Linked DNA regions of Homo sapiens: all the other regions are linked to region 3. The links are chromatin contacts, found by Hi-C in ENCODE. All regions are on one chromosome and are shown on one strand. Each heading gives the region's core, a stretch centred on a gene start or an enhancer-like site at or near the end of the contact. The rest is flanking DNA. Distances are from core to core; before and after follow the strand shown.

The links. A loop is a pair of places that touch in the nucleus more often than their neighbours do. Pooled maps may share reads with other maps.
Region 1: a loop to region 3 is called in a pooled map, with 11 times the contacts of the local background. The contact joins the promoter of SOCS2-AS1 here to the promoter of APAF1 in region 3. A Hi-C loop is called at or near these places in 4 of 50 pooled maps.
Region 2: a loop to region 3 is called in a pooled map, with 16 times the contacts of the local background. The contact joins the promoter of WASHC4 here to the promoter of APAF1 in region 3. A Hi-C loop is called at or near these places in 6 of 50 pooled maps.

The regions. Positions count from the first base shown.
Region 1 is chr12:93,568,422-93,573,119 of GRCh38, forward strand. SOCS2-AS1 (SOCS2 antisense RNA 1) reads right to left here and starts at 2,977. Exons shown (of 4, transcript NR_038263.1): 1 at 2,844-2,977. SOCS2 (suppressor of cytokine signaling 2) reads left to right here and starts at 4,254. Exons shown (of 2, transcript NM_001270471.2): 1 at 4,254-4,615. The coding sequence starts at 4,477. RefSeq lists silencers at 2,021-2,070, 2,131-2,320, 2,691-2,970, 3,331-3,380, 3,391-3,700.
Region 2 is chr12:105,106,192-105,110,904 of GRCh38, forward strand. WASHC4 (WASH complex subunit 4) reads left to right here and starts at 1,540. Exons shown (of 33, transcript NM_015275.3): 1 at 1,540-1,670. The coding sequence starts at 1,610. It overlaps LOC414300 (a long non-coding RNA gene), which reads right to left and starts at 1,451. Exons shown (of 2, transcript NR_121211.1): 1 at 597-1,451. RefSeq lists silencers at 1,349-1,628, 1,839-2,088 and enhancers at 1,649-1,808, 3,647-3,806.
Region 3 is chr12:98,642,344-98,646,997 of GRCh38, forward strand. It overlaps APAF1 (apoptotic peptidase activating factor 1), which reads left to right and starts at 2,947. Exons shown (of 27, transcript NM_181861.2): 1 at 2,947-3,492. IKBIP (IKBKB interacting protein) reads right to left here and starts at 2,445. Exons shown (of 3, transcript NM_153687.4): 1 at 2,180-2,445. The coding sequence starts at 2,358. RefSeq lists enhancers at 1,163-1,790, 1,791-2,417, 2,418-3,045 and silencers at 2,622-2,821, 3,142-3,351.

The DNA of each region.
Region 1 (4,698 bases), core at 1,727-4,226, 5.1 Mb before region 3:
GAACAGAGCAGGAGGAAATGAGGTCAGAGAGGTAAACAGGCTGGAGTGCAGTGGCACCGTCTCGGCTCACTGCAACCTCCACCTCCCGGGTTCAAGCGATTCTCCTGCCTCAGTCTCCCTAGTAGCTGGGATTACAGGCATGCACCACCACACCCGGCTAATTTTTGTATTTTTAGTAAAGACGGTGTTTCACCATGTTGGCCAGGCTGGTCTTGAACTCCTGACCTCAAGTGATCCACCCGCCTCAACCTCCCAAAGTGCTGGGATTACAGGCGTGAGCCACCGCGCCCGGCCAGGATTCTTTTAATCAAGTATGATGCAGCCATCAGGGTTGGAGCATTCTAGGAAGAGGGAACAGCATGCACCAAGGCAACAGGAAAGCACATAAAAAAGGAGTTGCTGGAAGATTCATTTCAACCCACTATCAAGTAAATATTAAACTTACTGTATAAAAATGTTAGGGCCAGGAGGGGTGGCTCACGCCTGTAAACCCGGCACTTTGAGAGGCCGAGGCAGGAGGATCGGTTGAACCCAGGAGTTCGAGACCAGCCTGACCAACAGGGCGAAACCCCGTCTCTACTAAAAATACAAAAACTAGCCGGGCGTGGTGGTGGGCGCCTGTAATCCCAGCTTCTCGGGAGGCTGAGGCAGGAGAATTGCTTGAACCTGGGAGGCGGAGGTTGCAGTGAGCTGAGATCACGCCCTGCACTCCAGCCTGGGCGACAGAGGGAGACTTGGTCATGCTCCCTCCCCGCCCTCCGTCAGTTTTAGGAATAAATACCTTTTTATTTAAGCTAAAGTGTGGGTACACCCTTCCTCTAGGATTCTCCATCAAGGAATAAGAAGCCATATTAGGACAATTTAGAGGGCAGTTAACCCTAGTAGACATAGTGGTTCTTAAAAGGCTTGGGGCCTCAGACTGTACACAGGCTTCACATGGAATCTGATTTGTTCCTTTATCCCAGTCCCTCACCCAGAACCCGAATCTAGCCCTTCATGTTATAAAAAGGGCCAGAGGTCCAAAGAGGGTAAGTGCCTTGTGCAAAATTATTCAACTACTTTGTAGAGGATTTTAACTAGGGTTCAGTTAGCTCCGCCCACACTATAAAAGGCTCTTTCTAAAAAACGAAACATGATTAAGGGCACACGGCTCCAGCGTTAACAAAGCTCTTTGTTAGCTGGGAAATGCCCCCCTCCCCGACTCATCTGCTTATCATCTGCATAGAATTATGTACTCAAAAGCAGGAAAATTATTGAGAAAACCATTGGTCCCCGGCTGCAGACCCCAAGGTTGGGAGCTGGTTCCCGTTTCCTCCCAGAGCCGGCAGGGGGGGCACCAGGCAAAGTTTGCAAGACGCGCCTCCCTCCCACCCCTCCCCCTTCCTCGCCCAACTTCCCATAGCCGCGGCCTCAACTAAAAGTGGCCATTGACCTTTCAAGCTTTCGAGCAGTGATGCAATAGAATAGTATTTCAAAGAAAAATGCTTATCGAAATTTTGGATCCGGTTTTCCCGTGATTGTTAAGGGTTTCTTTTAAAAAGTAGGTCACATTTCAAGTAGGTCATATTTCGGGGGCGGGTGCGCAGACAAGGAGATGAGTTTCCACTAAGGCCAGGGGGCCTCCAACGGGGTTGGAGGTGAGAATCCCAGGTAGGGTAGAGGTGCCGAGATCCTTCCGAATCCCAGCCCTGGGGCGTCAGCCCTGCAGGGAATGGCAGAGACACTCTCCGGACTGAGGGAACCGAGGCCAGTCACCAAGCCCCTTCCGGGCGCGCAGGTAAGGGCGCCCCCTTAGCAGCCGGCGCAGGTGACCCGGGCGGGCCGCCGGGTCTACCGGAGACGTTGGAGCAGAGGGGAGGAGGAAGGGAGGAGCCGGGTGGGTGCGGGTGACAAGGAGCCGGAGCGCCAGGGGGAGGGGACTAAGGACGGCCGGCGCCGCTTAAGGAGGCGCTGCTCTCCCGCTCGCTGCCTTCCAGGACCTGATCAAGGGGACCGCCTCCGGTCCCCGGCCGTGGGCACCGGGACGAGCACGGCGTCCCCACGCCATCGATGTGTCTTAGAGCCGGAGAGTCTGGTTTCCGAGGACCCACAGTCGCTCCTGCACGCCCACCCCCCGCAAAAGTGCGGCCAGGAGGGTCGCATCGAGGGGGCGCCGCCGGGATGTTTAGAGGAACCCACCCCCGTGGCAGGCCAAGGGCCAAGGATCGCTATCCTTCCCTGAACCCGGGCGCTCAGCTGGCCCGGGTAGGGGGCAGGCTCCGGCCGCCGAAACGGGGTTGGCTGTAGCCGGTGGCCGGGGAGATCTCTAGCTTGCGCCCGAGCACCCCGGGGTGTGGGGCCAGAGGCAGGCCGACCCCGGCGTGCACACCGCCCGCCCTGCACCCGAGCGCTCTCACCCGGTCTTCCCTGAAGCCTGTGTATTGCGACCGAGCCTCTTTAAAGCAGTAGCGGGGCCCGCGGTCACGTGAGGCCGATTCCTGGAAAGTTCCTGGAAAGCCGCCTCCGCAGCAGCCGGGCGGGGCGCGAGCGGAGCGCTGACTGGGGAGGGAGGCGGGGAGCAAGGGAGGCGCGTCGGTCTGGGAAGTCGCGCGCACTCGCTGCTCCTGGGACCGACGTTTAACTCTTGCCAAGTCTCGTCGCAGCCGCCGCGGCTGGCGGGCCTTGGGCTTCCCCTGAAGCATGAGCCCTCTCGCCCGCAGCCACCCTCACCGCGTGGCCCGCGGACAGTGCGCGCCGGGGTCCCGGGTGCACAGCCTCAGGATACCCCGTGCCCGCAGCTCGGGCGCCCGCGGCAGGTACCGGTAGTGGGGGAAGCCCGAAGGCTCCGCCCCGAGGAGAGTTACCGGGGAGGGCGGCGAGGCGCGGCCGCGTGCGCCGGGGAGCGGCGGACGGCCTGGGCTTCCGCAGCTCGGAGCGCCGGGGAAGAGAGAGTCCGAACCGCGGCTCTGCCCCGCGGCCTAGCGTTGCTGCCTGCTTTCTCCAGCCCCTTCTCGGCGTCTGGAAGTGTCTGGAGTTTCTTTTTTTTATTTCCCCTAAACTGCCATTCAAATTAATAATCCTCCTAATAACCTGATCTCCCGCTCCTCCCCACCGGCCTGCCTCCCGCCCTCGCTCCTTCCTCCCTCCCTCCCTCTCTCCTTCCCACCTCCAGGGTCGCAGCCGGAGGGAAACCCGGCAGCAGTCCGAGAGTGGAGGTGTCCCAGCCCGTAGGGGGCGTCGCCGCGCGGTGGGGGATGGGGTCGAGGCAATGATCCTCGAGGCTTTTGTGTGCCCTCTGCGCACGGAACTCCGACCGCCGCCTCCGAGCGCGGGGCTGGTTGCATCCCCGGGCATCTCGTTCCCAAATTAAACGTTAACGGGGGAAACAAGGGCAGACGCCCCTCCTCTCCCGGGCCCCTCCCACCTCCCCTTTTCCCCCCACCCCCCCGCCCCATGTCCGCTGAGGAGGCTGCCTGGTGCGGAGGCGGCGGCGGCGGCCGCGGCCGAGGTCGAGGTAAGAGCGCGGCGTTGGTGGTTTGCATTTTCCGCAGCGCTCGCGACCGCCCGCTCGGCCCCGGCCTCGCCTCGGAGCCCCGCGAGGGCTGCGCGCTCGGGCCGATTCCTCGACAGCGCCCGCGGCGGCGAGAACCACCGCAGCCATCCTGGTCCGGGAGCGACCGCCGCGGCACCCCCAACCCCGCCAGAGCGGGCACCAGGAAGCGGGGGGAGGGGAGCGAGGAGCCTCCCGGGCGGAGATGCGGCAGCTCCCGCACCTCCGCACCCCGGGTTGGTGCCTCGGGGCCCCGCAGCGCTTTAGGGCGGAGAACCAAGTTTGTGTGGGTGCTTCTTCCTGGGGGCCCTCGGGCTGCGCCAGGTGTGAGACCGGAATGCCAATTTGGGGAATCTCTCCTGTTCTTTCCTTTTTAATTTTTTCTACTTGTCCTTGACAAGGGCCTATTCCCACTGGATCTGCAGGTGACTATTTGCTCTTCCTAGGTCGCCAGTCTTTGATTTCAGCTAGTGACCCTGGGCGGGAAGACACCCTGTTCACCCTCCTCCTGACCTCCGCCCCCCACCTCTTCAGCCAACTTTATCTTGGATCTCTGCTCTCTTTATCTTTTCTCTAGAGCTGGGCCAGGGCGCTAACTGGAAGCTTGGGGTTAAATGGTGCAGGAACGTAGAGGCGGAGGAGTCCCTGGGATTTTCCACGTCTATTTCCCCACCCCCACCCCAGCCGCAGGGGTCCAGTTTGGACTGACCCAACCTCCCGCTTTCTCTTTGTAGGCGATCAGTGGGTGACCGCGGCTGCGAGGGACTTTGTCATCCGTCCTCCAGGATCTGGGGAGAAAGAGCCCCATCCCTTCTCTCTCTGCCACCATTTCGGACACCCCGCAGGGACTCGTTTTGGGATTCGCACTGACTTCAAGGAAGGACGCGAACCCTTCTCTGACCCCAGCTCGGGCGGCCACCTGTCTTTGCCGCGGTGACCCTTCTCTCATGACCCTGCGGTGCCTTGAGCCCTCCGGGAATGGCGGGGAAGGGACGCGGAGCCAGTGGGGGACCGCGGGGTCGGCGGAGGAGCCATCCCCGCAGGCGGCGCGTCTGGCGAAGGCCCTGCGGGAGCTCGGTCAGACAGGTAGGGAGCCGATCGGCCGCGACGCGTGCGGGAGGGAGCGCCTCCCCAAGGAAGCAGCTAGGAAGCGGGGTCGAGGTGGGAAG
Region 2 (4,713 bases), core at 290-2,789, 6.5 Mb after region 3:
AGAGCCAGGATTTGGACCTAGGCAATTTGGCAGTCAAAACTGTGCTTTCAATTATTACATGACACTGCCTCTTGCTACTAATCTATTAACTTTAATAGATTAGTGTATTTATAGACTCAAATTTTTCTGACTTGTAAGTTCAATTTATCACAATGAGCTGCTGGGAGATTAATTACAGTGATTTAATGCAAATGTTAAGAATCCAGGAAAGTCAAACTCATGGTCACACAGAAAGTACAGGAAAAAAGTTTGTCAGCCATTAGACCCTAAGGATGCCTGTTCTTTTCAAGATTTTTTTTTTCTTTCTGAAATGCCCACTAAGTCTGCCATAGGGTCAGAAAGCAATTTTCTTACATGTTTTATAGTTTCTGCATCTAGCCTGGTGCCTGGTACCCAGTGGGCACTCAATAAACATTTAACTCAGGGCAGATCCAATGACCTCAGAAGAATGCTCTTCAATAGACCTTTTGCCTACATTGATTAGTTCTTTTCGGTACTTTTTAAGATTACAAGAGTAAAACCCTAATAAATTCTCATTGTTAAGGATTCAAAACACATAAGTAGACACATCAAAACTTGAAAATCCTGTTACTCACCAACACATGCTTTTCCCCAGGTAACCACCGTCCTCTGATTTGTCTTCCTATGAATTTACATACACGTAGGCACATACGCGTTTGTATAACTTAAAAACATAAATGTAATCACAAATACACATTACTCTGCAACTGTCTTGTGTCGGTTGTTCATGCCATTATAAATATATTTCATCTATTTTAGCAGCTCTTCAGTGATTCGTAGTATGGATGTATTGAGCTTTATGTAATTCACTTGTAATGAACATTTAGATAGTTTCCTATTAAAAACCACGTTGCTATAAATATTCTTGTGCAAATACGTGTATGCATGTAGAATTTTACACCGATCCCGATTCTCCAAAAATCCAAATTGCAGGTGGGATCATTTTAGAATGTACTTCAATAGCGTTCTTCATCCTGCCTCGCGTTTTTAAAAGGACTGAGTGGAGAGCGGGGAAGAGGTCGTAAGATCCCCTGTTAGGGTGTTCATAAAGTAACTTCTCCTCTCGCACAGAACGTCTTGACTAAAAAACAATCCGTACAGAATGTGCGGGAGAGCTGTAGGAACTCCTACGGTGGCGACAGAGAGGGAAACAGGCTTGTTGGAAGAAGCGCCTGGTCAGCGTTATCCTCGAGGATCATGCCTTCCTGTTAATTCCCCACCCCATCAATTCTACCTTTTTAGGTTAGACTGGGGAGTAACTTTCCCAGGTATTAAAAATCGTCTAGAGAGAGCAGGGCGAAATTAGAGTGCCGAAGTGGCTTGAGAAGCACAGTGAATGGTGGCGAAGCCCGAGCCGGGTCGCAAGACGCCCGCTGGCACTGCCGGCGCCATGGCGGCCGCCTTCGGCCACGGCGGAGGACTCGCTTTCCCAGGGGCCCCCGCGGTCGCAGGGGCAACGAGCCCGGCCGGCCCTCGCGAGCGGAGGCGGGGCCGGGGCCGGAAGTCACGTGCTGTGACAGTAGCTGGGGTGAGGCCGTCGTCGCCGCACGGGCTGGTTGGGGCTGTGTCTGTGGGAGGCGCCGGGGTGATGGCGGTGGAGACTCTGTCCCCGGACTGGGAGTTTGACCGCGTTGACGACGGCTCGCAGAGTAAGGGAGCTGCAGGGCGAGGGCTGCGGGTGGACGCTCCTTCGGCCCGCCGCTGTTCTGGGCTGGGCAGCGCTCCTGCGAGAGGGACGGCTGCGCAGCCGTCTGGTGCGGGACACTTCAGAGCCCTTGGGGTGTGCGAGGGACGCGCTCTCCAGCGTTACTTTCGGGGTTGGGGTCCCAGCCACGGCGGGTCAGGCTGCCCGTTCAGGGCTCGGCGTGTGAGGCGGAGACTCTCCTGGGGAGCCTGCGGTGCCCCGCGGGGAGCGGCGTCCCCCTTCAGCTGCCCCGGGGCTTGGGCGGGGCGCGCCCGGGAGGCCCAGCGGCCCCGGGATCCCAGGCTGCTTCTGTCTCTGGCCTCTTGGGGATTTCGCCAGATTCTGAGCGTTCAGCTCTGGAGGACGCTGATGTCTGGGTTCCTGTTTCGGTTTCCTGTTTTTCTTCTTTTCCTCCCAAATCAACTTTTGCAAGTTTGGGTGTCTTTCCCATCGCGTTGCTATAACCGTAGAAGGGAGCGAAAAAAGAACTTTTCACCCTGCGAAAATAAACACGTGAATGTCATTTTATCATTTTCCAGGCCTTTTATTTATGCTAAGTGATATTTTTCAGTGATGTTCTGCAGTTTCCATCGCAGTTATAAAGGCTTCAAAAATTACAGCAAATCTTCAAATTTTGCTTCACAAGATCGAATTGTCTGATTTTAACTTAGAAGTCTATCCCGAAATAAACAAATTGTGTTTCTTTCAGTAAAATATTGAGGCCAAATTAATTGTAGTGAAACTCTACTTGAAATAAATACAAGTTGGCAATCTGCTTCTTATCTTTGGTCATAGTAATCTGTGTAAGTGATCTAAGAGAGATTGGAGCATGCTGTTTGTGATTTTTTTTTTCCCTCATAGTTTTCCCAAAAGGTGGAACGTTGCTTTTAAAAATTCCGGATGAATTTTGCTTGATTTACGAAGAGAGACTAATGCCTACAATGTTAGATGAATTAGGTTTTACAAGTCTCTCAGAGAAGAGTGAGCTACATCCAGGATGGGTTGCAGTTTTTCACAAAACATTCCTGAGGTCAGGAGTTCAAGACCAGCCTGGCTAACATGGTGAAACCCCGTCTCTACTAAAAAATAAATAGCTGGGCTTGGTGGCGAGCGCCTGTAATTCCAGCTACTTGGGAGGCTGAGGCAGGAGAATCGCTTGAACCCGGCAGGCGGAGGTTGCAGTGAGCCGAGATCGCGCCATTGCACTCTAGCCTGGGTGATAATAAGGTATTAGCTCTTATGCAGCATAAAAATTAACCTTGGAGATAATGACAAAATCTTTTAATTTTTTTTTGTGGAGGGGATTCTGTATTGTTATAAAGTGAACTGTACCTTGTCATATATGTTTTATGGACAAAGATGACGAACTGGTATCTTCAAAAAAAATTGGAATAGAGTTATGTTAATTGAGTTTGAAAATGGTTCAGCCTGGAGTAGAATGGTCTGATTCACTCAACAGATATTTTCTACAACCAGTGGCTGTGCTAGATATTAGGGATAAAAAGATAAAACAAGGAGTGCAGTCTGTTGACAAAGATGAGCATGTTAAGTAGGTTTTTGGAATTTTTACTCTTAAAAAATTACCATGTAGTTCTTATCTCAACTTTTGTTATTTTAACTTTCACCAATTTTACAACCGTTTATTGTCAGCAAGGAACTTTTAATGTTATTTTAGGTTTTCTGTTTCCTGTTTGTGAATCCCTGAACATACTAAAGGAGTGATTTATTGGCGTGGTGTTTCTCTAGCATTGTCTTTTTTTTTTTTTTTTTTTTTCGAGACAAGGTCTCACTCTGTCGCCCAGTGCCGTGGCATCGCCACGGCTCACTGCAGCCTCGACCAGCTGAGCTCAGGTGATCTTCCTACCTCAGCCTCCTTAGTAGCTGGCTGATTTTTTCTTTTTAAATTGGGATAGAGACAAGGTTTTGCCATGTTGAACTCCTGGTCTCAAGCGACCCACCGGCCTTGGCCTCCTAAAGTGTTGGGGTGAGCCACCATGCCCGGCCTAGCATTGTCTTTAAGAAGTCATTTGCTGGTCAAATGCAGCTTTGACTGGTCATTTCCTGTGTAGTTGAGAATAAGACAACTATTTGGGGTTCTGAGAATCTGGGCAGTCTTATATGTAAGCTGTAGGGAAGAGAACACCTCCCTGTGCTTGGCGTTCATTAATTTTTGGTCTGTGAATCATATCTAGACTAATTGTTTTCCAAAATTGCCTAGATTAATGCTATAATAAGACAGAAACCTTAATGAACTAAATGGATTCACCGGATTTAAAACTTTATGTGGTTGAAGAATAAAGGAGAGTGGGGGCTAGGTCTTTATACTTTAATACAGCATGAGTCAGAACACACTTTCTCTTACTTGCTTCACATTGCTAATTTGAGGAGAGCAAATTTTTACCTTTTTTAGAAGACAAAGGTTGAATAAAGTTATTCATATCAATAAAAGAAACTGAGTTGGAGTTGAATTTGTTACCTTTGGGAACAAGTAATGAATTTTTATGTGTAACGTGAAATACTTTGACGAATAGGCATATTTTAAAATCCAGCTTATTCCAATGATTCCTTAAAGTTACCTATGAATGTGTTAATTCTGTGAAGAACAGCATAGTATTCTGTAGTCAAGCAGTGTTCTTTGCTGGTTTTTCCAACTTGATTATGACAGTTAAATAATTTAACAAATATCTTGGTTAAATTTTAGACATTATAGAAATAATATGCTCAAGCAGGTATAAAACCTCCATTTAAAAATATTTAGGTGTATTATTAAACATTAGTGTGTATAGAATTAAAAACTACATTTTTAAGTGTTACTTCTGTGACAGACTGTTTTTTTCACCTTCAGATCATGAATATTTGTTTTTGCAAAAGAGTTGTTCATGACTAAAAGATAGAATCAGGACATTGAATTGTTTAAGGCACTTTTCAGATTGGTTCAAAGCCCTCTATTATGGGGGTAGATGGGCTAGTGGCTTTTTCATAATATGTTAGGGTTTTAAGGTAGTAAC
Region 3 (4,654 bases), core at 1,697-4,196:
TTCACCATGTTGGACAGGCTGGTCTCAAATTCCTGACCTCAAGTGATTCGCCTGCCTCGGCCTCCCAAAGTGCTAGGATTACAGGCGCAAGCCACTGCACCTGGCCCAAAAAGGTTTTTTTTTCAATTTACTTAAAGGAGGTCAAGCATTTTAAGGCATAAGAGCCGTTTATTTAAAACAGTAAATTCAGTACATTTATTCCTTTCAGATCAAAATTAACATATTCCGTATTAGTAAAATAAATAATGCTATCTGCTTTTTTTTTTTTTTTTTTTGAGAAGGAGTTTTGCTCCATCCTGCAGGCTGGAGTGCAGTGGCACGATTTCGGCTCACTGCAACCTCCGCCTCTTGGGTTCAAGTGATTTTCCTGCCTCAGCCTCCTGAGTAGCTGGGATTACAGGAGCATGCCACCATGCCTGGCTTTTTTGTATTTTTAGTAGACACAGGGTTTTGCTATGTTGGCCAGGCTGGTCTCAAACTCCTGACCTCAGGTGATCCACCCACCTTGGCCTCCCAAAGTGCTGGGAGTACAGGCATGAGCCACTGCCGGCAGGCTGACAATTCTATTGTTTTTGAAGAGGGCGTTTAATCACTTTATTGTGACAAAATTTTGTTTGTTTGTTTTTTGAGATGGAGTCTCGCTCTGTTGCCCAGGCTGGAGTGCAATGGCACGATCCCAGCTCACTGCAACCTCCACCTCCCCATTTCGAGTGATTCTCCTGCCTCAGCCTCCTGAATAGCTGGGATTGCAGGTTTGTGCCACCAAGCCTGGCTAATTTTTGTATTTTTTGTAGAGACAGGGTTTCACCATGTTGGCCAGCCTGGTCTTGAACTCCTGACCTCATGATCTGCCCACCTCGGCCTCCCAAAGTGCTGGGATTACAGGTGTGAGCCACCGCGCCCAGCCGTAACAAATCTTTTAACTCTGAAAAATACACTATTTGGGATGAGTCACCAGTAAAGTATAATTCCATATGTAGTAGCATAAAAAATGTCTAGATGTCCAGGGTCTCTTCTAAAATTCTATCACTCTGGAAGATTAACAACAGTCTTACTAAATAACTTTACACATGAATGAAAAATGGAGAAAAATTCTATTAAGATGCCAATCTTATTAAAATGAAATGGGCTATTCCCTCCTCCCGCCAGAAAAAAAAAGGCTGGGAAAATAAAATTCACAAGTTGGTTTTTTTCTTTTTTCTTTTTTTACGAGTTGGTTTTAAGGTTATTTCTAATATTCATTTTTCCTAATGACACCAATATATCGCCATTTACCTGATTTTAAAACTGCAACTGGTTAGTTTTAAGTGAACACAAGTGCTATGTTTTTGTAGCTTTACCATATTCAATCTGTAACTTACTTAATAAAAGACCTTAAATTCATAATGCATGCACGGTGATCAAAATATGAGCACTCCTCCAAGCTCTGCTACTATAACGTTTGCTCCTTTGGGAGCATAATGATATGGTTTTCTTTTTTTTTTTTTTTTGAGACGGAGTCTCGCTCGGTCGCCCAGGCTGGAGTGCAGTGATGCGATCTTGGCTCATAGCAACCTCCGCCTCCCGGGTTCAAGCGATTCTCCTGCCTCAGCCTCCGGAGGAACTGGGACTACAGGCGCCCGCCACCACGCCCGGCTGATTATTCGTATTTTTGGTAGAGATGGGGTTTCACCATGTTGGCCAGGCTAGTCTCGAACTCCTGACCTCAAGTGATCCACCTGCCTCGGTCTCCAAACATAATGATCTGTTTTAAGGTTGCAAGTATTTCCATTAGGTATTTATGGGGTGAGTAGGGTGGGGCAGATGTGTCCCGGAATGGGGCACAGCGGACAGGAAGTAACGGTTTATAACAACGTGAACGCTTCTGACGTGTAGCGGGAGCTTCAGAAAGCGTGGCCGAATCTGCAGCTCTTAACAAATGGCTCGTTCCCAAACCTTAGCCTCAACTCCTTCTGAGCGATAGGGGCATGCTACCAGCACGGGGGGAAATGAGATACAAGAAACGCCCGAAAGGGAAAAACAAGGCTGGGCTGTTTCCTTCCTTTGGGGTCAAGACAGAGGCACAGAAGGCCCAGGTCTGGGAGGTTGGATCACCTCCGGCTGGATGTTGAGCCGGGTGGGAGCCCAAACAGCAGGGGGCCCACAGGAGGCCGGCCCAGGCAGCCTCGCGTCCACTTACCAGGCCAGGCCCAGGCACGTCCCCAGCGACAGCAGGCTCAGGCACGTTCGGGGGTCTGCCCAGCCCCCGCCTCCGCTGCTCCGGGCCACGGGGGTCTTCCCGCCCTCGCTCCGCTTCCCGGGCTCCGCAGCAGGGGCTCCCTTGGGCCCCGACTTCTTCCGGCTCTTCACCTCAGACATGTCTGGAGACCCTAGGACGACAAGCCCAGGGCAGCTTCTTCACCAGGGGGAGCAGGACGTGGCCGCCTTGGCGTTCGTGGGAACCCTGGGCGGTGACCGCGCCCCCTCACAGACTTGGCACCGCCCAGAGCCCAGCCCCTTCCCTCTCCCCGGCATCCTCGTTGCTTCACTGAGTCTTTCAGCTGCCAGCTCCATAGTTCCCCTAGGAGAGGTGGGCGGCGACCTCAACCCACAGCGCCTTCCACTGCGATATTGCTCCAAATCCGAGGAAATTCAAACTCCCGGGCGCGCGCAGGCCGACGGGACCCGAGGAGGAGGGGCAGGACGAAGGGGTCGCGCGCGCCACGTCGGGCGCGCCGCCGCTGCCCGAGTCCGGCATTGGTGGGAACGCGGCGCGTCCCTGAGGCTTAGCCACGCCCCGTCCGCGGGGTAGGCGGGCACTTCTACGCGCGCGGGCATGAGCCGTGGCAGGAGTGCGCGGCGGCAGCGGTGGCCGCCCCTTGGGGCTTGGGGTGTGTTTATTTGCATAAGCGGGCGCGCGCCGTCCGGGCTGGGTGGATCCGGCGGGATTTGACTGCTCCGCTGTCCAGAGGCGGAGAAGAAGAGGTAGCGAGTGGACGTGACTGCTCTATCCCGGGCAAAAGGGATAGAACCAGAGGTGGGGAGTCTGGGCAGTCGGCGACCCGCGAAGACTTGAGGTGCCGCAGCGGCATCCGGAGTAGCGCCGGGCTCCCTCCGGGGTGCAGCCGCCGTCGGGGGAAGGGCGCCACAGGCCGGGAAGACCTCCTCCCTTTGTGTCCAGTAGTGGGGTCCACCGGAGGGCGGCCCGTGGGCCGGGCCTCACCGCGGCGCTCCGGGACTGTGGGGTCAGGCTGCGTTGGGTGGACGCCCACCTCGCCAACCTTCGGAGGTCCCTGGGGGTCTTCGTGCGCCCCGGGGCTGCAGAGATCCAGGGGAGGCGCCTGTGAGGCCCGGACCTGCCCCGGGGCGAAGGGTATGTGGCGAGACAGAGCCCTGCACCCCTAATTCCCGGTGGAAAACTCCTGTTGCCGTTTCCCTCCACCGGCCTGGAGTCTCCCAGTCTTGTCCCGGCAGTGCCGCCCTCCCCACTAAGACCTAGGCGCAAAGGCTTGGGTAAGTTGACCTCCTCGCTTTTCTCCCCGAGCCAGGTTCTTTGGAGGCTTGGTAGCTGATTTCAGGGACTGAGAATTTGAGGACATGGAATATTTGATAACCATCCTGCTCCTGTACCAGGAAGAGAAATTCTGTAATGAGGAAGTAGTAAACTTGGGGTTTTCGTGGATAAACGTGCGCTGTTTTCTGTTTTACGTCCATGAAGAGTTTTGGCTTTCCATTTTGTTGTGGGTTACAAAAGGTTTTGAGACTTAGTTCAGATAAGTTGTGCAGTTTTAAAACGTATTTAAGATTTGCATATTTTAGTTTAACAGGACTAGGTGAAATTGGAAATTAGTTTCAGAAAACCAGAGTGTCTTATTTGCTTAGCTATTGGACATCACCTAAAAAATTCATTCATTCTTGTTTTTTCACATCGAATTTCATTACTATAAATTAAGGAACATTTTATGTTTAAGAGGACAAAAACGTTATTAACATTTTAAAAAATGAGAGTTTTGATTCGAATCAATAACTTTTTATCAGTTTTGTGCCCCTGCTGGGCATTTTGTAAGCCTTGACAAGCATAGGCAAATGCCCTACGTCCGTCCCTGTTTTTCCAAGTGCTACATTTGGTGACTTCAAAAACAGTCATTGAAGCTTGATAATTATTGCCCCCTTCTGTGAGCTCCAAGTTACTTGTGCTCTGTTTTTGCACTTCGGGCATTCACATTCCCACTCTCTCTCTCTTTTTCTTCTTTGAGTAGACTGTGAATTATTTCAGGCAAATGACTCAATCTTTTCTGTAGTCTTGGTGTCTGACATATAGGGAGGGGCACAAATGTGTATTGAATGAATGAATTGATAAACCCGTTTAGACTCTTTCACTCTATACATTGTGTAAAGTTCTGTTAATGTTTTGAAAACTTGCAGATATTGTGAACTGGGTTTTATGCCCATGGAAAAATTTGCATTATATTTGAAATAAAGTTGCTAGAAACGTCAAGTATTTTACTATAAAGGCTGTTATTCTTTCCTCATGTCCTCCTGGTCTGAGAAATCACATCAGAAAGTGTTTCCTGTTGCTTTGTGGGAAATGTGTTTAGCAAGGAGGACCTAGAGCTGACATCCTCCTTGAACGAGAACTAATACTCAATAGTAACAATGCTCTATTCACTCTTAT